Regions from separate parts of the Homo sapiens genome. Here regions 1 and 3 are each linked to region 2. A link is a loop called in an ENCODE intact Hi-C map of the cell type or tissue named here. Cell type or tissue: heart right ventricle. All regions are shown on one strand.

Region 1 (8,000 bases), 460 kb after region 2:
TGCAGGCTGCTGCTTTGTACACAGTATCTTTAACTTTTTTGTCCAGGTTTTCAGTCTGGCCTCAAATGAACCTTTCTTTTTTTCATTTTTTATACGTAACATTTAGCTCTCCAGAGTTAATCACTTGTGTCTTCAATTAATCATTTACGTCCCCCAAATCATGTGGAATCGTCTAATTGGGCACATGAGGGTACGACTGTACATGCAAGAAAGAATGGTAATGAAGCAGTTATGCATAAAAGTAGTATTTCCAAAAAGGGAGGTAACATAAGAAAGTACCTAGAACTTTGGCCTCTGGTGGATGCATCCATGCATCCATCCATCCATCCATTATTCATTCAAAATTGTGTTCAAAAACCTTGCAGTCAATCTCTAGAGAACCTACCAGGGTTCAAAGATTATTATCAGATGTTTCCAGTTCTTGAAGAGTTTCTATGTCATAACTGGAGCAGACTCAGTTTTGAGGCATGGCTGAGAATAAATGAAGGAAGGGGGATTACGCACCAACTGTGTCTTAACTACTATGCAAAATATCACAGATTTGTAGTAGAAGAAAGATGCATAGATAACTGTATCCCTGTGTCATCCATGCTATTAGATTGGTGTAAAAGGCATTGTGGTTTAATACTACATAATAAATATAATAAAACTAGGAGCCCAGAGAGGGGACAAGTTGACTCTGCCTGGGATGGAGGAGGAAAGCTTTTCAGAGGAGCCCAAGTTTCACCTGGGTGCTGATGGCTAATCATGAGTTGCTCAGATAGAATGGTAGAGAAGACACTGTAGGTGAAAAGAGCAGTGTGCACAGAAGCATAGAGATGGAAGATGCAGGGCAGTTTTGGTCAATGTCAAGGGTTCCGTGTGTCTGGCTTGTAGGTCGCGGGAGATGAATGCTAAGAGGAAAGAGTAGAGAGGTGGGTTGGGATTTTGTATGCCAACCTGAGGCATTTTAATTGTATTCTGTAGGTAAGGGGGAGCTATTGAATGTTCATAAGCATGAGAGTAACATGATCAGATTTATGTTTTGGAAAGATGGCTGGAGAAAATAAAGGGGGAAAGAAACTGAATTCATTATTTTTGTCTAGCAAATACTTATTGAGTACCTACTATGAGCCAGGAATCTTCTAGGGGCTAGGCATACAGCATTGAATAAAACTGGCAAAAACTTTTGCCTTCACGCAGCTTCAAGTGGTGGAGGGAGACAGTTTATAAACAAAAATATATAATCATTCAGGTGGTCATAAGTGCTATGGAGAAAATGAAGCAGGGAGGGAAGATAGAAATAGGCTTTGCCCCTATGTAACCTCCCACTGAGAAGGAAGGGAACATTTGGGCAAAGACCTGAAGGAGATGAAAGGGCAAGCCACGTACACATCTGTGGGAAGAACATTTTAGGCAGAAGGAATTGCAAACATAAAGTCCTCAGTGTATTATGAGAGCTCTGCAAACCCCAAGGTGACAAAAGAGACGGATTAAAGACTTGAATTCCTATGTTTATACAAAGGGGCATTGAGCCAAAGAAATACTGATCACCTTTTATATATCATTCAGAACTTCCAGTCATTTGTTTAAAAGTATTTGAGTATGACAGGCTAGAACAAGATTTTCTTTCATAGGTCATTGTTGGGCCAGAATTTTGGAGAGAGGTAACTGTGTTTTCTCCTATCACCATAGACCAGCAGTTTTTCATTTAAGCAGTAAAGTCCAGTTATTATTCTGAAGCCAACAAAATGTATTTCTTTGTCTCATTGTAGTTTTAAGCCATTTGTTTCATTTTTAGATGCTCAAAATCTTACTTGATGGCCACATTTAAGGGAAATTGCCTCCAAACATAAGAAATACACTGGCTTGGATGGCACACGTGGAAATTAGCAAGATGAGTGGAATTGGGAATGTGTCTGCTGATCATGATCTAGCTGAGTGTACTGCACACACAAGAGATAAAAATGAAGCCAGAATCTGGAATGAGATCATTAGTGTATACCATCCTGGCACTGTAGTCAGACCACACACATATTTAATGCACTGAACCCACCTTGAAATGCCCTCAGCCTTAAGGGAACAAAGTACTAGAAAAAATAAGGGGGAGGGAAGGATGCTGAGTGATCCATAATGCTGTCAGTGTCACAATCCATCCTGAACAGCAGAATAAAGTTAATAGGGAAAGTTCTTTAGTGCTTGTTCAGCTGCCTGCCACCCAACTCTGTGGCAGAAAAGCAAGGAGGAAATATATACATCATTATAGAATGTATCAATAATAAATTATAGAAAAGCCTTTCATATAAGGAGTAGTTCCCTGTATTTATTTGAAGTCTCAAGCATTAGGATTGTGTATTTGACCACTAACTGCCAAAAATGTAGACACAATCTTAAATAATTTTAAAAGACTATTGATATTTTAGTAATAAATTAGATTAACAATGTGAGTCAAAACTGTTGAAGACAGAAATTGTAAAATGTCAAGAGAAAGAAATAATATTTTTCCTTGTGTCCAATAAATAAAAATTGCCTTGGAATAAACACTAACCCTATTTATAGCATACATAAGAAGCATCTCTGGAAGTCAAATAGTCTATCTGAATTATGTTTCGGCTCAGAGAATTTCATGGTTAGAGTAGAACATTTTCATTCCAAATCTATGTATCTTTTAGTTCCTAAAAATATTTCCTAAACTCTTCCAGCATTACACTACTTGGTTCTAGAGTCAAAAACTCGTATAATTCAACTAACAGCTATCAAACATTTATTTAAAGGTCAAACACCTTCTATGTGCAAGGTGCTGACTAGGCAAGGTACTGGAGGAAATTCAAATTGAGTAAAACTTAGTACCTGCCCCCAAGGAGGGTAAGGAGGTCGGCAAAAAGTCAGCACAAAGGGTCAGAATATGCTCAGCGGGGTTCAAAGGAGGGAGATGACCATGGGTTAAAGAAGTCAAAGAAGGCTTCAAGGAAAAGTGATGTCAGATTTTAATAGGCAAAAATGGGGTTGTTTTGAGTGGGATTGGGCAGGCAATTCGGGTAAAAACAAGGGCGTATCTGAGAAGAGCGGTTCCCATTTTGCTGGAGTATGATGTATCCGTATGAGAGTCGTAAGACAGAGCTAGGAAGGTGGACTGCAGGCATGGAGTCTCTGGGCTCAGATGTCAGCCTGAGGAGTCAGGACTAGATTCAGCCAACAGTGGGACTCCACCAAAGTCGATGTGACATGATGTGACATGACGCTGCTCTATTTATGCTCTGATGCCCATGCTTTTGTACTCAGTTGCATTTGCCAGCTGAAAGGGTGAGGCTGGTTGTCCAGCCCTTGCGGGGAGAGACTGATTCTGTACCACAGATTTACTTGGAGGACAGAGCACAGTAGGGGTCATTTGGGTCTACCTCCCCCTTCCCTCTTGGGCCCCCCTTGCACACACAGGGGCAGTCTAGCTGCTGAGTGTGGTCTTTGTGTCCTGGATATTAGATGTCATCTGAGCTCCTTAATATTTTTCCGAAGTGAAGAAAAAAAAGGTCACCCACAAATATTTATTTAGTGCCTACGAGATGAACAGCGGCAGTTTGCCCTGCTCTAGATCGGTGGTAAAGTAGCAGTTCCAGCCAGAAGCCAAATAAAAGCTGGAGCTCATGTCAGAAGAGGAAAGGGCTACAGATGTACACCGCTAGACAGGCTGTGGACTCTCTGCCTCTGCAGTACTGAACTATTATATATTGTCTTCTCAGCTAATTTTTTTAAGGTCTAATTTAGGAAAAGCAGGGAACAGTATTAGGTATTTAGAGAGATTCAAAAGAAATGGTAGCCATTCCTGAAATACAGAAATTCAATAGAAACTTTAACCTATAAATAATATGCACCATATAACATATGATATAAAAGTTGCATATAAAGTCCCAGAATGTTTTCTGCCATTCCTAAGGGATGTTCAGCACATATAAACCTTGTTTAGGTGTCATCTTACTGGTAGGGGGCTGTTGTGCTCCATTTGTCTGTTCGGAGAACCAGAAGCTTGGCTGCAGTGGTCAGTTGGGTCTACAGATTTTTTGTCTGTTTGTTTGTTTTTTACAGAATCTAAAATGGTTGTTTAACTTGAGACTTTTTAAAGATACAGAAACCTTAATTAGGAATGATTGTAGAATGAGATCTTTACAGTAGAAGCTCATATTTGATAAGACCAAAACCAGTAATGAGCCAATTAATAAAAATATTTGGTTAAAGTCCCAAATTCTAAAAACTATAATAACATGGCACATGCAAATTCATTTGACAATATTTAAATGTAGAGTCAAGACCTCCCCTCTATTCTAGTATAAATCTGTATTTTGAAGTCTTTTTTGCATAAATCACATCCATAACACATCTCTCTCCAGTTTCAATTTATCTAAAGTGAATCAGACATTTCTCAGACATTCTTAATCTAGACCATGTTGGGGTTTTTATGATTCCTGTTCCAGTCTTTTAAACTTTTCTTACTAACACCTATTGTAATAGTCATTTTTTTTTAAATCGAGACTTTCCAGAGCATTCAACTCTGTTTCAGAACAACAACTATACTCTTTTCTGCTCATCTAGTTTGACAATTTTCATAATATTTAATTAAAATATGCTTAATTTAATTAATTAAAATACTACAATCACAAGTCTAATTAACCCAAACAGGCCTGGGAACAAACACAACAGACTCTTGGTTAGTAAATAACAGCAGAAGTGGGAGCAGAAGTCCTTGGATACATTGGAGAGTAGTTACTGCCCTCAAGTGCCCAGCATGCTGTGCATATCAGAAAATTCGGTTCACAGAGGGAACGGAGAGCGTCTGTGAATCTGGCAAGTTGGTTAAGTTGAAGTCAGCTGAGAACTTTGGTATAAAGTTATCTAAGCAGTTAATGTGTATTTAACTACCTAATATATGCTGTGTGCTTCTGGATTAACATCATTAAAGGACTGGTTAAATTCACACGGACATACACATACCTAAAAGCAGAAATATTTTTATCAGGTGTACATAAAGGAAATGTTAATTCTGGCCCTGTTGGAAGCTTCCTTCTCTCTGTGAATATTCTTGAGTGTTCTATCCTGAATGTCTATTTGTGGTGTAATATCTATATATCAGTACTTTCGTATTAATCACAGAAGTTTAAAATATCTCAATAAAATATAGATAGTATTTACTTTACAGGCTTTTATAAGAATTAGCGAAACAATGCATGCAGAGTGTTTAGCTTTAGCCCTCTCTGTCCATTTTGCTTTTGAGTACAATTATCCAATGTTCCGGCTTTTAGTACAGAGTCTACAACTAATAAATGTAGAAGGAATAATAGAAACAGGAAATTATTATTTTACAACCACCATAATACTTATTTCATCAAAAATTATTAATGGATGCTAAAATCATTGGATGAAAGAACATTGGGAAATAAAATGTTCAAACAATTTTACCTCATAGATTCTTATTTATTACTAAGGGAAAATGTACATTTAACAATGGAGAAATCTGGTGGCTACTGCCTTCACCAAGAGACATACTTAGCACCACCAATGAGGTACAAACTCACATTGAGAGGTCCCTAATTTGATGCACACAATGTCATCTGCCCCTCCTGAAAAAACCCAAGTTTAACCTAAATCTAAGTACGAGAAAATAGTCAAACAAATCAAATTGAGAAACACTTTGCAAAACAAAACATCGGTAACAAAATACGTGTATCAATGTTGCAAACTAGAGAGAAAGACTGGGAACTGATGTAGGTTAAAAGAGACTGAAGAGGCCAAACACGGTGGCTCACGCCTGTAATCCCAGCATTTTGGGAGGCCGAGGTAGGCAGATCACCTGAGGTCAGGAGTCGAGACCAGCCTGGCCAACATGGAGAAACCCCCTCTCTACCAAAAATACAAAAATTAGCCAGGCACAGTGGCGGGCGCCTGTAATTACAGCTACTCGGGAGGCTGAACAGGAGAATTGCTTGAACCCAGGAGGTGGAGGTTGAAGAGACAATTGAAGAAATTTGAATATGGCCTGTAATATGTAATGTTATCATATCAATGTTAAATTTCCAGTCTTACGGTTATGTAAGAGAATGTCTTTATTATTAGGAGAAAAGTGTCAGCAAAATAATGTGTATGCATATAAAAGCATATATATATATATATATATATATACACACATAAACAAATACACCTATACATATGTACAGAGAGAGAAAGCAAATGTAACAAAATGTTTAGTAATTGGGAAATCTAGATAAAGGTTATATGGAGGTTCATCTCACTATTCTTGGAACTTTTCTGTAGCTTTGTAATCTTTCAAAATAAAAGCTGGGGGAAATAAAGGCATATCTGTAGCTTTAGTACTGCTTTTCTTTTTTTTTTTTTTTTTTTTTTTTTTTTTTTTTTTTTTTTTTTTTTGAGACGGAGTCTCGCTCTGTCGCCCAGGTCGGACTGCGGACTGCAGTGGCGCAATCTCGGCTCACTGCAAGCTCCGCTTCCCGGGTTCACGCCATTCTCCTGCCTCAGCCTCCCGAGTAGCTGGGACTACAGGCGCCCGCCACCGCGCCCGGCTAATTTTTTGTATTTTTAGTAGAGACGGGGTTTCACCTTGTTAGCCAGGATGGTCTCGATCTCCTGACCTCATGATCCACCCGCCTCGGCCTCCCAAAGTGCTGGGATTACAGGCGTGAGCCACCGCGCCCGGCCTGCTTTTCTTAATTTACAGTTACACAGAGCTGTGCAATGTTAGACCAGCCAGTATGGAATCTGCAAAATTTTCCTCTGCTATTATCCAGAAATAGGTTTGCTTTGTGATGTGCAGTCTCTCCCATAGCCACCACCCACCCATACTAGAACTTGCAAAACCAAAAATTGTCTCTTGCAGAATAAAGCAGAAACAGCCTTGACATCTTTAAGTAGATTATATGCAGATTTTAAGAAAACTTGCTAATGGCAGAAGATATAGTAAAATGCTGGACTTCTCTTAGGGCCTCAGAGCTGCTTGCGGGGATCCCCGCTAACTGCACGGAATAGTAAGCTAGTCACCGGGGTTCCCTATGCAATATATCTATACATCACTGAGAAGATCAGGAACAATAAACTGACCAAAAAGCCAACATAAGAAAAGAAAGGTTGATGGCAATCCTGTGAGACATGTCACTACCGAACCAATGACGACTCCTTCAGGAGAAGGTACCTGACCACACAGGCCAGAAAAAGCTTGCTCAGCTGGAGGCATCTCAGTGGAGATTCCAGCGCCCAAGAGCGAAGGGTCAGCCCTGCCACCCGCCAACAGAGTAACGACGTGTGCACAGTGGCGCATCGCCACCATGGAAATGTGGCGTTTCCTCACCTCACAAGCAGTCTTGTCGGCAGGATCCAAATATAAGAAAGGGAGTCCTAATATCTTTCAGGTCAGGAAAACTACCAAGGTAAACTCCAGATCACAAGATGAGAAAATTCAGACAGGCAAGAGGTACGAGGGAGTGGTGGAAGGCTAACTTTCTGCCTGGAGGGTTGACTGTGACAAGCCCAGTTCTTAAGAAGAATACTTGAGAGTTACTGTCTTAGAGCTTGACAAGTTTGTGTTTAGTAATTCCCTTCTTTTTCAACCTAAGGTCATACTTTTCTTTTGGTGGTAGAGAAAAAGAGAAGCTGAAGACAACAAATGATAGTGAAGAGACTGCTCCCCACCTGCACAGGCTATGTCCTGTAGTCTCAGGATCAGAGCAATGAGAACGGTATAGGAAGGTTATAGAGCCTCTTGCTTTTGGTGTGAGAGAATGGTCATGTTTGTTTGAGCCAGACTTTAGTAGTCTAGAATGGGAAGACATTTTGAACGACAATAACAAAAAAGTCAGTCTTAAGGAGAAATGTAAAAACCAAAAAGCCAACATGAACAAGCCATGGGAAGTACTAAACATAGGCACAATTGTTGCTGCTCCTACTTTATTATATGTGGATTTTCTGCTTCTAGAATCATGTCCTTCAGGAATCACAAACATTCTCAAGAATAGAAAACATCA
Region 2 (8,000 bases):
TAAAATGTAAATGTGGACCCTGAAATTTTTTAAACGTTTTATTGGAAACCTATGAGGACCAGGGTAAAAGGCAATTCCTTTCAACATGCTAATAACAATTGTGCCTCCTAGAAAAAGGCAGATAAAGTCAAAGGGATTGGTCCCAGGTTCCAGGAACCTAACCAGAAGCTGTGATAATCCTGGGTAGGCGAGCACGAACTTTTCAGAAAGTTGGCAGAAAGAGAATAAAATGAAGTGAATTATAGACAAGCTGAGACCGGCTGCAGAAATCAGAAAGACATATAGGTGTGTACTGATGTATGGATGGATTATAGTGTGAAAGCAGGACTCCCCAGGGAAGAGCACAGAGGGGCAATGGCTCAGCTGGCACATGTCTGGGCCAGATGTCATTAGGGCTCAAACCAAAAACATGCACTGTTCCTGAGGAAAGGTGGGTGATTAGGCCTGGAAAAGGGTCACTGGACCATAGGAAGAGGATTGTTTAATCCTATAAACATGCATTACATCAAGGAAAATCTATTAATACTTGTTAATCACTTCACAGCCTACAGAGTTTCAGTACAGGAAAGTGAAATTACATACTTGAACTGATCCTGTATGTAGGATTATAGTGAGTATATGGTGATAAGAAGGGGAGACTTTTAGACAGGTCATAGGAGAAAAAAAAATAGAGGGAAACTGCCAGAAACAAGAAAGGAGATTCAGTTTAGACAACCTCTCCCCTTGATCATAGCAGCAGAAAAGCAAAGCAAAGCAAAACCTCCAGTCATAGACAAATGCTGATGACATGGAACTGATCCCTGACCCTGTGTCAGAGGGGAACAGAGTACCATTTCATCACATCACATTTCAACCCACCATTTCATCATCACAAACATGATACCATTTAATATGTTTACTCAATTGATTCCATGCACATAATGTGATTCCACGTCTCACATTATAAACAATGACAGCATGCTTCAACTATCCAGAGCCTGCGGCTAAACAGAACTATACTTTGGTATTTAAAAGTTTAGAGGCAAGAATAAATAAAAAGAAAATAAGTGGTTAGCAAGATTTTACTAGAGTAGAAAAAATCAGAGAATATGGCAAAATGGGCACAGATAAATTTAATCTATGCTTTCCGCAGCTACTGTTATTTACAATAAATATTGGTGATTCCATCAGTCCAATATAACTTTCTGTGATGATGATGTTATAATTCTGTGCTGTTTACTGCAACAGCCACTAGCCAGAGGTTGCTACTGAGTTCATGAAATGTAGCTAGTACAATTTAGGAACTGAAATTTTAGTCGTATGTAATTTTAATTAATAGGGCAGCTAGATAATCAATCATTCTTTTAAAACAAAGATCTTATTGAGTATACTGTGTCAATAATATAAACCAGTAAAAGATACTAAGCATTTCAGAAAGGACCTCAAAGGAAATGCTTTTTAAAAATGTTTCTGGGGCTGGGTGTGGTGGCTCATGCCTGTAATTCCAGCACTTTGGGAGGCTGAGGCGGGTGGATCACGAGGTCAGGAGTTTGAGACCAGCCTGGCCAAGATGGTGAAACTCTGTCTCTACTAAAAAATACAAAAAGTTAGCCAGGCGAGGTGGCAGGTGCCTATAATCCTAGCTACTCAGGAGGCTGAGGCAGGAGAATCGCTTGAACCCAGGAGGCGGAGGTTGCAGTGAGCCAAGATTGTGCCACTGCACTCTAGCCTGGGTGACAGAGCAAGACTCCGTCTCAAAAAAAAAAAAATTATTCCAGTTCATTCATATGTCAGGTTATGTTAGGAAATAGTGTTGAAAATATAGAATAGCCTTCATTATACTATACGTTGTTAAGAGTATGTATATATGTCAAGCTATACATACGCATATACTCTATTATCAACCATTTTTATTTATTGCTATCATCTCAACACTGGCAACTGTTAACATTTTTTTATCTGTGATATTTCAAATGTTTTAAGTCAATCTTACAGAAAAATGATACTTTGTTACTGATTTGTTGGGAAGTTAAAAGAGTGAGGTTGGCCCAGGGAGGAAACTGAGTGAAAAAATAGAGAAAATGAGGGCCCAATTCAGTCAAAATGGAAGCATCAGCTCCACGCAATACAAAACAACTCAGAAAAAAGAGCAACTGGCCGGGCATGGTGGGTCACGCCTGTAATCTCAGCACTTTGGGAGGCCGAGGTGGGTGGATCCTGAGGTCAGGAGTTCGAGACCAGCCTGACCAACATGGTGAAACCCCGTTTCTACTAAAAATACAAAAATTAGCCAGGCATGGTGGCACACGCCTGTAATCCCAGCTACTCAGGAGGCTGAGTTGGGAGAACTGCTTGAACCCAGGAGGCGGAGGTTGCAGTGAGCCAAGATCGCACCATTGCATTCCAGCCTGGGAAACAGAATGAGACTCTAGTCTCAAAAATACATAAATAAATAAATAAATAAAAAGAAAGAAAAGAAAAAGGAGCAACCATCTAATAAAGTTTAATTTTTGAGTAGTACAAATAACTGTAAGATGGTATGCTAAATATATTTAGTACAGTAAAATAGTTTGTATTTATGCCTGGGTGTCTACATATGCAACGTGCTATTTACACTCCTGAGGCTGTAAAATGCTCATGTTTGGCCACCATTACTGAAACTACTTCAAAAAATGAAATAAGGGGAAATAACAAAATTTCTAGGAAAACTCACAGAATGGGCAAGCAAAAAGGAATTTTGCTATAGATTACTATTCTTCAAAGTAGTAGAGAAGTGGCTTACAATTTTCCAGAAGTAAAGGAAGAGTAGGTGTTAAATGGAGTATCATATTTAGAGACATAAAATATTCATGGTGTACTGTACTGAGACCACACTTCAATGTTTCTATTGTACTGCTGCATCAATATGTGATGACATATTGTAATGTTTATGCCAAAATGCTGTGATATCAGGTTGCCCTGTTTCAAAACTATTCTGAGTCTGGCTCTCCCTAACCAGATGATAAAACAGCTCTTACAAAGCAGTCAACAGCATTACAGTTTGGTTCAGTTAAAAATGTAACCCTTAAAGATATTATTTTAAATGTATACCAACTTATTTTATCTTTTAATGTGAAATGAGATAGCACGCCTTGCTATGAACTTGTGATTTTTTCCTTATTATGCCCAGTTCATGTACCATAAAATCCAGAGATTTCCATGAAGTCTTTGAACAATGTGTATAAATTTCTGTTTATACATGTCAAGAACACTTTAATTCTCACTATATTTCTGTTTAAGTGTCTGTATGATACTTTATTTTCTTAGAGAGAAATAAAGAACAGTTCCTCTACCCTGAGCTAAACAAAAGTGACATAAATTGAAATAAATTTAGTATTTATGATTACATTAAAAAATTGGGGCTGATGTGATTTCTTTACAATAGCAGAAAATGACAAAGGGGGTAAGGGAATGAGAGATAATCTACCATCTTGTTTGTAATTCCTATTTGATGCCATTATTTTAATATCATGTTTACTCAATTGATTATATTTCAGTGCCATGGGAAAATATTTTGCTAAATTAATTCAGGAAATAAGACCAGACCAGCTACTTTCTTCACTTGAGAAGCATGAAAAACTATTTTTTTTGAACTAAGGCTTTTTGTAGTCTATACTTTCCAAAACAAACATTTTACAGTTTGAACACTAGGGGGCATCTTTGTTTCTTGAAATAAAGGGTCTTGGTTGTGATCTTAAAAAAAAAAAACCTCAGCAGTGAAACATTTTTTGATTCGCATTTTGTTTTGTCAAGCATGTTGGCACCGCAAGGTTTATGACTTTGGGCTGGGCATTTTTGTTTCTATATTAATTGAATGAAGCAGCATGTGTGAGTGTGAAGAGACTAGGATAGTATCTAGTACATAAAGAGTACTCAATAGATACTTGCTCCCTTCCCAGGCCTCCTTCTGTGATTTAACTTCAAGATAAAACCTGACAGATCCTTAAAAGGCAGACTGCTCAAAAATATGTGCTTTCAGAGTTATGTGTATTAAACACTAGAACTTGCATGTTCATTTATTGAACAATGTTTTCTTTTTGAATTCATTAAGAGTTCTGCTTTTCCTTGATTATAGCAAAGCTAACTTATTGGGGATAACTAGCTTATTTACTTCTTCAAAGCCTTACATTTGTCAGCACCAAATCTCTTTTGTCTTTCTTCCTCTCTCCTCTTATTGCTTGATTTTATAAAAAGATCTAAACAAAAATGTATAGTAATATGACAAAGAAAGCCACACATAACAATGATATCATTCATAACAAGTCCCTTCTTCTCAGGAGACAGAAGAATGGAGAAGCCAGTGTGTACCTGCTTCCAAGGCTGTACTACCCTCCAGGGTGGTGGTGCAGTTTCTCAGTCCACCATCAAATTATTTTTCCTTTTACAACATTTCTGGTGGGGACAGGAGACAAGGAGGGAAGAGAAAGCAGGGAACTTCTGTTTGCTGTTAACTCTGCTGGCAGTCTAGCATTGAACCCGCTTAAGTTCAGGGGCAGGGAGGGTGAGCCAGAAGTTAGGGGTGGAAGAAGCCTTGTTCCAGCTGCTCTCGTTTCTAAATGCACATATTCACAGAAGAATCTGTTGTTTGCCATGTGCATAGTCCATTAGGGATTGAAGGGAGAAGCTGGGGCTTATTCTGTGCAAGGAAGTTCTCCACATCCTGGCATATCTGAATCTTTGCCCCAGTGAAGAGCTTTCTGATGCCAGTTCTGAATTGGTACCCCTCTTCCAACTGTTAAGACAGCAGTCACTAATGACAAATCTGGGAAGGAAGTAGAGGGAAGAGTTCCTCTTGTCACTGCCCATAAGTGAAAGTCATGTGGAAGCTTTTTAAAAAAGTTTTTTTCCAACTCCAAATTAATCATTTCCTCTGACTTTTAAAATACATGGCTTATATATACATTACAGCACTCATTAATCTGACACGTTTTAGTTATATCAACATCTGTTTTTCCTATTGGGTTGCACTCTTTGAAAGTAGGTGTTATATTTATTTCAGAATACCTTGGTCTTAACCTGATGCTTTGCATATAATAGGCTCAATAAATGTTAAACTGAATTGAATTATCAAATACCTCACTGAATTATACCACTTTATTGCTGGTAAAATTACTCGAAAAGGAAATAAATGTCTTTAATTAGATAAAAGTGAACATAGAAAAATTAATTTGTCCATAGTTTTGAAGCAAACCACTCAAAGAACCAGGATCTAAAAAATAATTCCCATAATCTTAAGCATTATGACTTAAATTATGTAGCTTCTCATGTTTTTCCTTAACACTGACAGGCTAAATTTTTTTTTCAACTGTAAACTGTTACACATAAAAAATTATTTGTCCTCACTAATCATATATTGCCTGCAAGTAAACTACAGATCAGCATAATTTTAACAGAAACGAACTCTAAAAACAGGGGATGTCTTGTCCCCTGCAAAGGTCCCATGTGGATATCAGAACTACAAGAATCCACAGAGCACTCAATCTTGTATTCTGTTTTGGGAATGGAACAGCCACTCTGTATAAAGGTAGACGTGCTATTAGCCAGTGCTTCAAATTCTGATGGTATCACCTCTGGTAAATGCTGAGTTGGGCAAAATGAGGGTAGTCTCTCTCATGATTCTGACTGCAGTTTGGTAGGTCCTCCGTAAGAAATTTTAAGGATGCTATGAATCCTGTGAAGATGAAATTCATTTGGGTTTTGAAATCTTTTATGCTACATTCCAGTTCAGTGGTTCTTAGCAGAGAATGTACACCAGCATCAGCAACAAAGCTTTTCCACATTCAAGTATGCCCAGCTCCACTCCTGGAAATTCTGATTCACTAAGTCTAGGGAGAGTTCTGGGAAACTGTATTTTAAAAAATTCCATTGGGGTTTCTAATGTGAAATATTAATGTAAAAAATCATTATATTACATAGAACTCCTTGAGAAAAGGCACCATTTTGTCTTTTTGGTCTCTCCAATACCTAGCATATTGCCTTGGCATGTGGTAAGTGCTCAGTAATTGCTTGTTAAATGAATGAATTTTATTGCTTCTCTTTTTGGTTCTGTCTACTTCTATGGAGATATGGAATGAACTTTTGTGTAACAGTACAATCACACGCAAGCAGTGACTTGGGTATTCAGCTCAGGTTAACAGACCGCCAATTTGGCCTTCAGTCCAGTGAGGTCTACTATATAAAGTAAGAACAGACTTTTTAGATTTTGAGGACAGCACTGAAACACACCTAGTTTTGCAGCAACCTGAGACATTTTAGTAGCATGAAAACTTATAAAAAGTATCAAATAGGCAACCTGTTTCCAGTTTGTTCCTTTACAGTGGAGGTTCTCAATGAGAAAACTATTATTATGGTTTTTCTAACTATGTACACAGAATAAAAAAGAAAAAGTTTGTTTTAAAAATTATTTTCAAAGATATTCCACTTAAAGTTTCTCTTATCTAAAAGATAAACCTGTTGAACTCTAGATAAACAGCAGTAAAAGTGGCTTTATGCATTTATTCTAGCAGAAGAGCTTCAGAAATAAAATTTGAGTATAATATAGTCAAGGGAATACTTACACTCTCACTCTGAAAAGGATTTAAGAAATTTCCCCCCATTTCGCCATCATCCCTTGGAGTGCCCGGTTGATTACTCAGGCTCATATTATTGGGAGAATTCTGTAAACAAGATTTAGAAAACAAGGCATTGTTGAAAATTTTAATTTCCCTCTTGCACTGTACTGTTTCGAATATTGAAACAGCATCCCTAAGGACAAAGCATACTTCTAATTTTAATCTTAGACTTCTACCATGTATTCTATTTCATTCTTTGCACTTTGACAAGTACTAATGCCTTCCCAAATGAAAATTTAAAAAAAAATAAAAAAACCCCCAATAACCTACCACAACTATTTTCTTAGCTTCAGAATCAATATTTATTCAATTTCCCACCCTCAGCTTATAGAGTTCCTAAAACACTGGAGAGTTTAAAACATTCCCAGCAGGGGCATGATGAAGAGATCCTACCCACTGATAAGGCAAGATGGAACAATAACTCCCTTAGTCATTTCACTAACCAAACTTTGAAAGGTCACTGTTTTAATAAACATTTCCTTTTAATTCTACATGCAGTATACAGATAACACTATTTCAACCATTTTTACATGAACTTTAAGGAAAAAAGAAAGATAGCTAACAACTGTACTTAAGAACAAGAGACACCTTAGGACTTGAGAATTTATTATGTACTCTTAGAGGAAAAGGAGGCTCAAAAGAAAACTGCTTTAGAATATTTTCCTATCATTAGTTTAAGAGTAGATTTACTTTGGAACTTTCCTTGGAAGATAAAATGACTGTTATTAGCAATCTAATCGAACACCAAGTTAGCAGTGCGTTGCTTCATATTCTATTTAAATTTGCTAGTCTCATTATTACCGCACAATTTTAGCCATGGCAGGATACCTGATACTCCACATCAATAGGAAATGTAGAATGACATTGGACTATAAACCATGTTTATACAGTAGTATAACTGTAATTCTTTGAAGGTCCAATTCATTAACTTGTAAAAAAAAACTTCAGAGTTAAACATTTTTTAGTTGTTATTTCAAATGGAAGAAATAACTTACTTACTTACTGGCTTACTTTTTCCTAAGCCATTCCTATTTACATTGTTTTGGAATTAGTTTTTAGATTTTTTTTTAAAGAAAATTGCTCAGAGAATTTTGTCTTAACTACAACAACTTGTATCATAAAAATTAACATTTCATGAATGAGTTATTCCCAGAAGAAAATGGTTAAAATGTAAAGCAGAGATAGATAGATGAGCTGGTAGAAATACACTGTGTCTTGTCTTGCTGTGCACCCCGCAGGGAGGATCTGAGAACAAGGATCCTCTGAAGTCCATTGGAGCTCTCTGTGTCAAGAAACCCCAAGGACTTGGGAAATATACTTTAATAGCATAAAGAGGATTCTATTTTTTTTGACAAATTTTTCTCTGAAAAA
Region 3 (8,000 bases), 430 kb after region 2:
ATGCCTGGGAGATGCTCAGTTAGGAGAGGGAAACTCTGGAGGACAATCCCAAGGGGCCTCTCAGCAGTTCACAGGGGCTCTAAAACGCTAAGGGGAGGAAGAGCAGTGTTAACATCAGCCTTCACCTGGAGAAGGCAGCACAAAGAACAGGGCAGCTTCCCCCTAGAATATGCCCTCTGAGTAAGGGAAAAGGAGTTGGATTGGGAAAGGAGAGACGACACAGGCCTAGTGTGGAGAAAGCCACCAGGAGCTCCAGCACTCTCCAAGGTTTGGCCTAGGTCATCTCCAAATAAAAACAGTTTGCCTAGCTCTAGGCAAGCCCTTGTTCTGCATAATGATTTGAATTTTGAAATGTGACTTAAACCTTGCAAAGGAATGCAACTCTTTTCTCCCTCCCCCAGGCCATTCTATCTTTCTTAGAGGGCCAGAGGTGGATCAGAGGGAGGAAGGTTTAAAATTTTAGCCCCTTTACCAAAACATGGAAAGTGTCAACCACTAAGTCTCCCGCCATCCCCGCCCCCAATGCTCAAAGTGTTCAAAACTAAAAGCTACAGCATCTTTTCAGCAAGTAATCAGCACAAGTTGAAAGGCACATGCTGTTGCATTTCTGATCAGATTGTATGTTAAGCAGGAAAATATACCCCCACCCCAACCCTTTTTGGCTAAATGCATGTCTGTTTAAAGAAGCCACCAGGCAGTGCCTCTCACTTTGTCTTGGCAGGGCACAACCATCAGACGAAGTGGGAGGAAGAAACATTAACTTCAACAGCTGTTTCTTGACCCCGGCTGTCAGTCTTCCCAAGAATAAATTTTGGAGAGTCCTATTTGAAACAAAGAGGGAGTTTTGGGGGAGAGAAAAGTTGGTTGGTTCCAGGGCGACCGCCCAAAGAAGCAGGGAACAAGATGTTTGCAGTTACCACGCAGCCTGCAAGCCTCTGCCGGGTGCAGGGATGGAGCAAAGTAACTTGAAAGCTCCCCTCTCGGCGCCCTGTGCCTGCAGCTTCCCCCCCTAACGCGCGCCCAGATCCAGCGCCGGTGGTAGGAGCCGTAGCTCGACTACAGTAATTCCCCAGCTCGGGCGGCTTGAAACTGCTCGGGCTGAATAGCATTTGCTGTTCCGTCCTGCGGCCGCCTCCCGCCGCGGCTGCCGCGCTCCCTGCAAAGCAGCTCTCATTATCCCGGAAGTTGTGCTGACACAGTCTCGCTGCCACCAGAAGTTTGTCAACATCAAACTTCTCCTGTGTGGGGTACGTTCACCTTCCACGAGTATTTAATCGAGCCAACAAGCAAACAAACAAACCCAAATAAACCTGCCCGTGATGTTGTGGTCTTTTTTTTTTTTTTTTTTTTTTTTTTTTTTGCTTTCCTGGAAAGCTGGAGCTGTTAGGAATGTGCTGGTGGGGTCTGAGAGTGCCTGTGGGGTGGGCGGGGGGGTGGGCGGATGGAGATAAGGGAGACGGCCCCCCGGGTGGGGAGTGAGGAAGGGGCAGCGGAGGCGGCAGGCGGGCAGCTAGAGCTGGGGGCGGGAAGGCGGCTGGGGCTGGGGGCCGGCGAGTGGGTCCTGCAGCCTCTTGGCTGCTGCTTGTTTGGAGGATGTACGGACAGGGGCGAAGGTGGCTTTGGGTCCCCCGACCCCGCAACAAAGGTTATATGGAAGTGATGGCGAGGCAAAGCTGGGAGGGCCGGGACGCCCACTGTGCTCTCCACACTCCTGCAGGACATTTCTGCAGACATCTCACGGCATCTTTCGGAATAAAGGGCATTGGGGTCATAAAATGTATTCTGAGACTTAAATTGCAACATTAAAAAAAATTCCATAGGATTGGAGGGCAGGGATGCACCATCATTTCTGTCTTTGAGAGGTCTCTTCTGGTATCCTTGATTAAGACCATTTGGTCTAAACTTAACTGACTTCCTCAGCCAGGTCTCGGCGTTTAGTTCAAGTTGCAGCAACACAGTTTGATGTTTGTGGTTTCCAGTTGCTCCCCTGCTGAGACGCTCCAGGTGCTCCACCAGCGCCTGGGGACTCTGATTAACACTTTCCATTCCATAGTTTTACCCGGACAGGGTCAATCCTGCTCAGATGATGGAGAGGACAAGGTCGGCCTTGCAGAGTTGAGACACAGGCATTCATGAAGGGGTGCTACTTGGGGGCCACAGGCTTTTGTGGAGGGGCTGGAACTTCAGACACTGATAATAACTTTGTATCTGCTTCGGAAAGCCACTAGTACTGCACTCAAACAGGGGAGAACAGAAAGGGGGTTGCGGTAATACCCCACGTGGTGTCCAGGCAGATGGGGCGGCTGAGAGAGTTCAGTATCTGTCCACCTGTGGGTGCAGCCACATTCTTCTCTACTCTTCAAAAATAAGTCGGAGTGAGTAAATATCTCTGAAGAGATTAATATTACTCATTATCCCACTATGATATTGTGGGAGTGGGGAGGCAGGTTTCATCCATTTAGGAAGCGAAGAGCTGAATTTTCTCTTCTTGTTGGTCATCTGTTAGTGAGTATGTTTTTAGGAAAATTAGGTCTACAGTCATGTATCTTCAATAGCAAGAAGCAAGATGCTTTCTCCTCTTTTTCAAACTGCCCTAAACTGGAAAATTGTATCAGTCTTAAGGGGCCAGCTTACCTTAAACAAAAAAACAAAATCTGAAGAAAATATAACCGGGGCGTTTCTTGAAACTGGAAGGTACTTTGGACAAACAGAAATCAAATGCATTAAAATACAGTTATAGAGCAGGCAGTCCTTAAATGCGCGCGCGCCCACACATACACACACACACACACACACACACACACACACACACACGGTGGGGGGATGGTGGCAGGGCAGAGAGAAATGTGTTTTTTGAAAAGTTTGGCTATTCACTACGGTAAAATTTTCCCCTTGGCCATGCCTCAAAAATTTCCCTTAATTATTTATTCAGACTCCTGTTCTTCGGGTGGTATTTCTATTTACTTATTTTCTTATAGTCCACAAAGTACTACTCAACATATTGGACCTCAGTGTGGACAGGTGAATGAAGGACATGTGGAGAATTCCATTTCCAACTCCATGTGCATGAATTATTTGCCCTGGTTGTTCATCTGTCATAGTGTAAAAAGCCTGATTTACAAAGACTGGAGGCCTTTCGCAGAACAAGGTATTGTATGCTTCCTATGGTTGGGCTTATTTACAAATAAAACTATTTTGCATTTCTGTCTGAAATTCCCTACTTGCACAAGGATAATTTTCAGAGTTTTCAGTTTCTAGTTCCGGAATGGGAGTGGGAAGCACGAGGAAACAATTTCTTTTTACAGTGATGTGAGCTCTATGCTCATCTGGATTTAGTTACTTCATAAGGTAAATATCACTAAATGTGCATTGGGGTCTTTAGAGATCTAAGGCGCTGGATGGGTGAAAATAGTCTACTGTGAAATGCTGAAGAATGTCAAACAACTGAATTCATTTGCAGAACTAATTGGGTCAACTATGGTGTTCTTTAAAGTGGAGATTGATTTGAAAAATTTGTAAAGTATTTTCAGTTTAATTTCAGTTACATTTAGGTTATATTAGTCAGCATGACTTTTAGAATTTTATCCTAGAAATTCAATTAAAACAGATCTTTCTGAAAAATATATACTTTCCAGTGAATAGTGTCCACTAATGAAAACATAGGTTTTGAATTTCATGCTAATTACATTTTTAAATAATGAAGTTCTTGTCATTATTTTTATTTAAAGGCAAAATATCTGCATAGATAATAGCCAAAGCTAACCAAACTGCTTTAAAAATTAATGAATATTAATGAAGTTCAGGAATAGCACAATACTGCCCCTGCCTGCCTCAGGGAAACAAATGTATTGACTTCATTCTCCTAAAATAACAACCCTTAGTTATTGATGGTTAAAATAATTTTATTGCTAAAAAGATGGTAGATAATGCATTTTTTGCAATTCTTAAAGACTTGGCCCTGTTGAATACACTAAGATCTTTTATCATTTTACATATCTGAATGCTATTTCTTTTCATTAATTTGCTGTCTTAACATATATCTTTCTCATTTTTCTAAGTTCTCCTCCCCCCTCGTTTTAGTAGTTCACATGAGCAACTCAGAGTTTTCAGGCCTTCTTCTATATTTGGTATATAGATAATAGCATCATTAGTCAGCGCTTTCATTCATCTAAATTTGTCTAAGCATATTGGAAGCTGCCCATGAAATTTTCCAATGAAAGTGACAAATGGACGTCAATCAAGTGGCCCCACCCATTTCAACCTTGTTTTGTATGATGTGTGAATGTTTGTGTATATTTCTTCCATAAAGATAGGCTAGGCTATTTTTTGATCTGGACATCTGCCTGCTAAGGCAAGTTTCCCAGGCAGATCACTGGTTGGCATTAGACTAAATTTGCAAAATTTAACACCAAAAAATGACAAAAGAAAAGAAATAGTATATGAAATTAAATAATGGCAGAATTCATTCCCTTAAGATAAATAATTTTTGATGCTCTAAATTTCAAGATTCTACAGTTTTACTTTAAATGAATTTGTAATGAGAAAGGTAAAATCATTTCAAGTAAGCCAGCAAATTTGGGTCAAAATGAAAGCAGTTCTGTGAGAGAGAGATACCTGCTTCCTATAGGGCTGTTTGGGATTTTCTGTCTGCTAAAATATATATGTATTTTAATACCTATGCATACTATATTCTCTCTCTCTGTCTCGCTGTGTTTGTGTGTGTGTGTGTGTATTTGTATTATGCTACATTCATGTCCTATTTCTATTTTCCTTCTTTGTTTTTAATAACCAGTCCAATCTCTAATGCTATTTTTTGGGTGAATGTGCTTATTAGGACTTGCTGCCAGTTTTAATCTGAGATTACTTTGACTGCACTTGAAATCTGTTGCTGTTTTATAACCTGTAACATGTTTTTACATGTTTGGGAGTGCTACTGCTGCTGCTGTAAAAAATTCTGTGTTGAAATTATAATGAGTTTATGTATTTAGCCAAAAAGTACCGTATGCTGAAATGAGACAGGAAAGATTCTAAAATCCTAAATGGGTTAGTAAACCCTTGATAATAATTGTAGTTTTATAGATAAAAATATCTTTAACGTTTTCACACAACATAGAATAGGTTTTTTTCCTCAAGTTGTTATAGAATCTCTTTGTCCATAAGGAATATTAAAGAAAAGTTTAGCATTTGAAGTTATTCTATTTGGGAATGCTTTGGAGTGAAGCTAATCTTTACACCCAGGACCACAGATTGCAATTTCACTTACCATTATCCATGGCAGGATGTTTAATTTTACTCCTGCGACCCAAAGAATTTTTAGTGAATTTTTAAAAGTGGAATGTGGAAAGTATCTCCAGCTCATTGCAAATGTGGGAATTAGATAAATAATGCTCTAAATGACCATTTATTCTATGACTTGTTATTATAATGAGGAGACATGAAAAAAAGTTAACTAAACTGTGGGTTTAAAAGTTTAGAATATCTTTTGACTGTGGCTGTAATCAGAGTCATCACGGCAATTACATTTTAGCATGTCATGATTTCTTTGGTCCACAATTGTTTTTCTTTCCAAATGTGCTGTATATAAAGGTAAAATTGAGATTTTTTCTAATGGCTTATTCTGCAAGCTAAACTTGTTTTCTAAAAACCTAATCAGACATTTCTTTCTGTTTATATGGAAATAAAGAATCTTGAATTAGGAAAAGAACCTGGTTCTCTTGCTTATGATTTTGGAAACATAGCAAAAATTTTTAATATATAGATTTATGTTATAGGGATAACTGCCTTTTTATGGTGGGCGGTGGGGGGTGCGGGAAGAAGCCTCGGTTTTGTTAATAAGCAATACCAACCTGGCTTGGAACTACTACTAAGAATTAGATATGAAAAGGATCAAGCTGCTCTAACTTAAATTTCCAGATATGTAACATGTGCGATGGCCACTTACCTAGTGGAAAAATAATATGTTTACTTTCCTACAATTTTCTGAATGCATCCTACTTTGGAGATTTACATATGATGGAAATCTCTGTGTTTAGGAGCCTGGTGTGGGAAATCTGACCTGCCAGGATTCTCCAGCCTTGCCATCCTTCCTCCTAGCTGGTGGTTCCTTCTTTATGCCACACGCCTGATTCTTCTCCTCTAGTCTGTATCCTGTAGTGTGCCCCCATCAGGCCTCCTCTGGCAGAGCACAGATTAACAGGTTCAGCCTCACTTAAAAGCTCTTTAAAGATAAAATTAGCCAGGTTTATTTCCGCCCCCACCCCCAAAAAACTATTTTTAGTCAAAGGATCTTAAGGATGAAGAAGTTCTAGAAGAGGCCTGTAAGCAGAGGCTGCTTTCAGGTTGTGGTTCCTGGAGAACCCACAGCCCAGGGCCCAGAAGCCCTTTAAAGTATTTTATGACCACTGGAGGGCTCAGAAGGAATCCCTAAATGCCTTTAAAAGTCCCAGAACCCTCCCCATTTAGCCCATGCTTGTAACCATACTGCGCCATTCCCATAACAAGGGCATGAAGAAGCTTTTGGGTAGGCTTGGAAAAATGACAGGGATGGATGTGTCCCATCTCACTGTTCCAAGGAGAAGATTGGAGGACAGGCAGCTGAAGGGACAGATACCCTGTCCAGACACTTGACAACTCCTGGGCAGTGAGCCAAGCAGTGGGCCAAGCACTGGGCACAGCTCCAGAGGCCGGGCCTATGCCCAGGGCACTCAGTGATTTAAAGCTGGCAAAAGAGAACGCTCCTGTCGGCAGGAAACTGAATTGAACAGATTGGGAAAAAGCAAAAACAGGCTGCCCAGGACGCTGTCTCCCTGGACTCAGTTTTCAGTTGTCAGCGGCAACCTGGGGTAGAGCAGATTCTGCATTTCCTCCTGCCTAGGAGGCTGGTGGAGGTGGGACCGAGTCCAGGGAGTATGCAGCACGCGAGGACCCAGCACAGGGAGGCACAGAGGAGACGCCTGGCACATACCCCACCGGGGAGAAACCTTGGCGTGGCAAAGTCATCAATTCAGTATTTTCCAGGCTAGCTTTGCCTGGGCTCTGGAGTGCCCTCTCAAAGTGAGTGCTGGGATAAGAACAGGGTTTTTCCTGTGAGTCTTGATGCTTCATAATTTCTGTAAAATGTTAGCACTTCCTTGCCCAGGGATTTATCTCAAAAAGTATCTTAAGAGAGTAAGAGAAAGAACAAGATTTTCTCAGCCTTTTATTTCATTTCTACTTTTTAGTGCTTACCCTGATTTTATAAGAAAAAGAAAAATTGAAGGCTAGGAGAAATCCCCCCTCCTGTTGCTATAGCATACTCATGCTTTTGATGTGCTGAACCACTGCAGCTATTTCTCAAGGGTTAAACGTTGGAAAGTCAGTCCTACTTCCCTACTCCTAGAGGAAGGCAAAATAGTTAGTTTCAGAGAATTCTGGACCTGGGGGAACCTAGGCATTGGGTTAGAGCCAAGAGAACATGAAAGAGAATGAAGCTTTGGATTTGCAGAAATCCAAATGGGCTTCAGGTTAATAGTGGGGGATTTGAGCTGATGGCTCACATAATTAACAGGGGGAAAAAACCTCCAGATTTTTTTTCCCTTTCTCTTTAAGTAAGAAATGACAATGAAACTCAGTAGTCATCTCAGACCTCCTGAACCAGCATCTTGGGTGGGGTGGGAGTGTGCTCAAGAATCTGCAGTTTCAACGGTTTCCTAAGTGATTTTTATATATGCTGAATTTTGAGAGCTACAGCCACACAGCTTAAGAATAATGTCATCCTTCTATGGTCCCAAATCATGAAGGGAAATAAAGACTTCATCTGAAGTCATTTCTGTATTATTTTTGGAAGCTGTAATCATTTTATAGGACATTTACCTTTCTAGTTGCCTTCATGTAGGGCAGATTTTATATTGGTAATGCTTGGCAGCAAAGGGTTACTGAGTAATTTAGTCTGGCTCTTAATAATTATAACAGCAAAAAAAAAATTGTGCTCCTCAATTTTCTGAGTGCTCACATAGAGTATC

Evidence for each region. Hi-C counts contacts between places; a loop is a spot of excess contacts. Peaks named below come from ENCODE experiments on the same cell type or tissue, not always from the same donor. Only the 100,000 strongest peaks of a DNase experiment are listed, where the experiment ranks them.
Region 1: it touches region 2 in a loop (3-fold over the local background); 4 of 110 quality-filtered maps call a loop at or near these places.
Region 3: it touches region 2 in a loop (4-fold over the local background); 50 of 110 quality-filtered maps call a loop at or near these places.

What each region holds. Positions count from the first base shown.
Region 1 is chr5:81,880,323-81,888,322 of GRCh38, forward strand. The region is part of intron 3 of LOC124901018 (a long non-coding RNA gene); the gene reads left to right. Among named protein-coding and RNA genes, the nearest start is that of ATG10, 88 kb to the right of the region's middle. In heart right ventricle, a CTCF peak has its summit at 4,757 (motif pointing left); no DNase peak of the experiment used is centred here.
Region 2 is chr5:81,422,010-81,430,009 of GRCh38, forward strand. SSBP2 (single stranded DNA binding protein 2) reads right to left here. Exons shown (of 17, transcript NM_001256732.3): 16 at 6,576-6,674. Among named protein-coding and RNA genes, the nearest start is that of ACOT12, 32 kb to the left of the region's middle. In heart right ventricle, a CTCF peak has its summit at 3,667 (motif pointing right); no DNase peak of the experiment used is centred here; H3K27ac peaks cover 1,395 bases.
Region 3 is chr5:81,850,883-81,858,882 of GRCh38, forward strand. LOC124901018 (a long non-coding RNA gene) reads left to right here and starts at 2,316. Exons shown (of 6, transcript XR_007058843.1): 1 at 2,316-2,375; 2 at 2,979-3,148. RefSeq lists enhancers at 1,009-1,859, 6,201-6,250 and a silencer at 1,084-1,143. In heart right ventricle, CTCF peaks have their summits at 3,824 and 6,736; DNase peaks (open chromatin) are centred at 1,079, 1,608, 2,098, 6,659 and 1 weaker place; H3K4me3 peaks cover 3,078 bases; H3K27ac peaks cover 7,150 bases.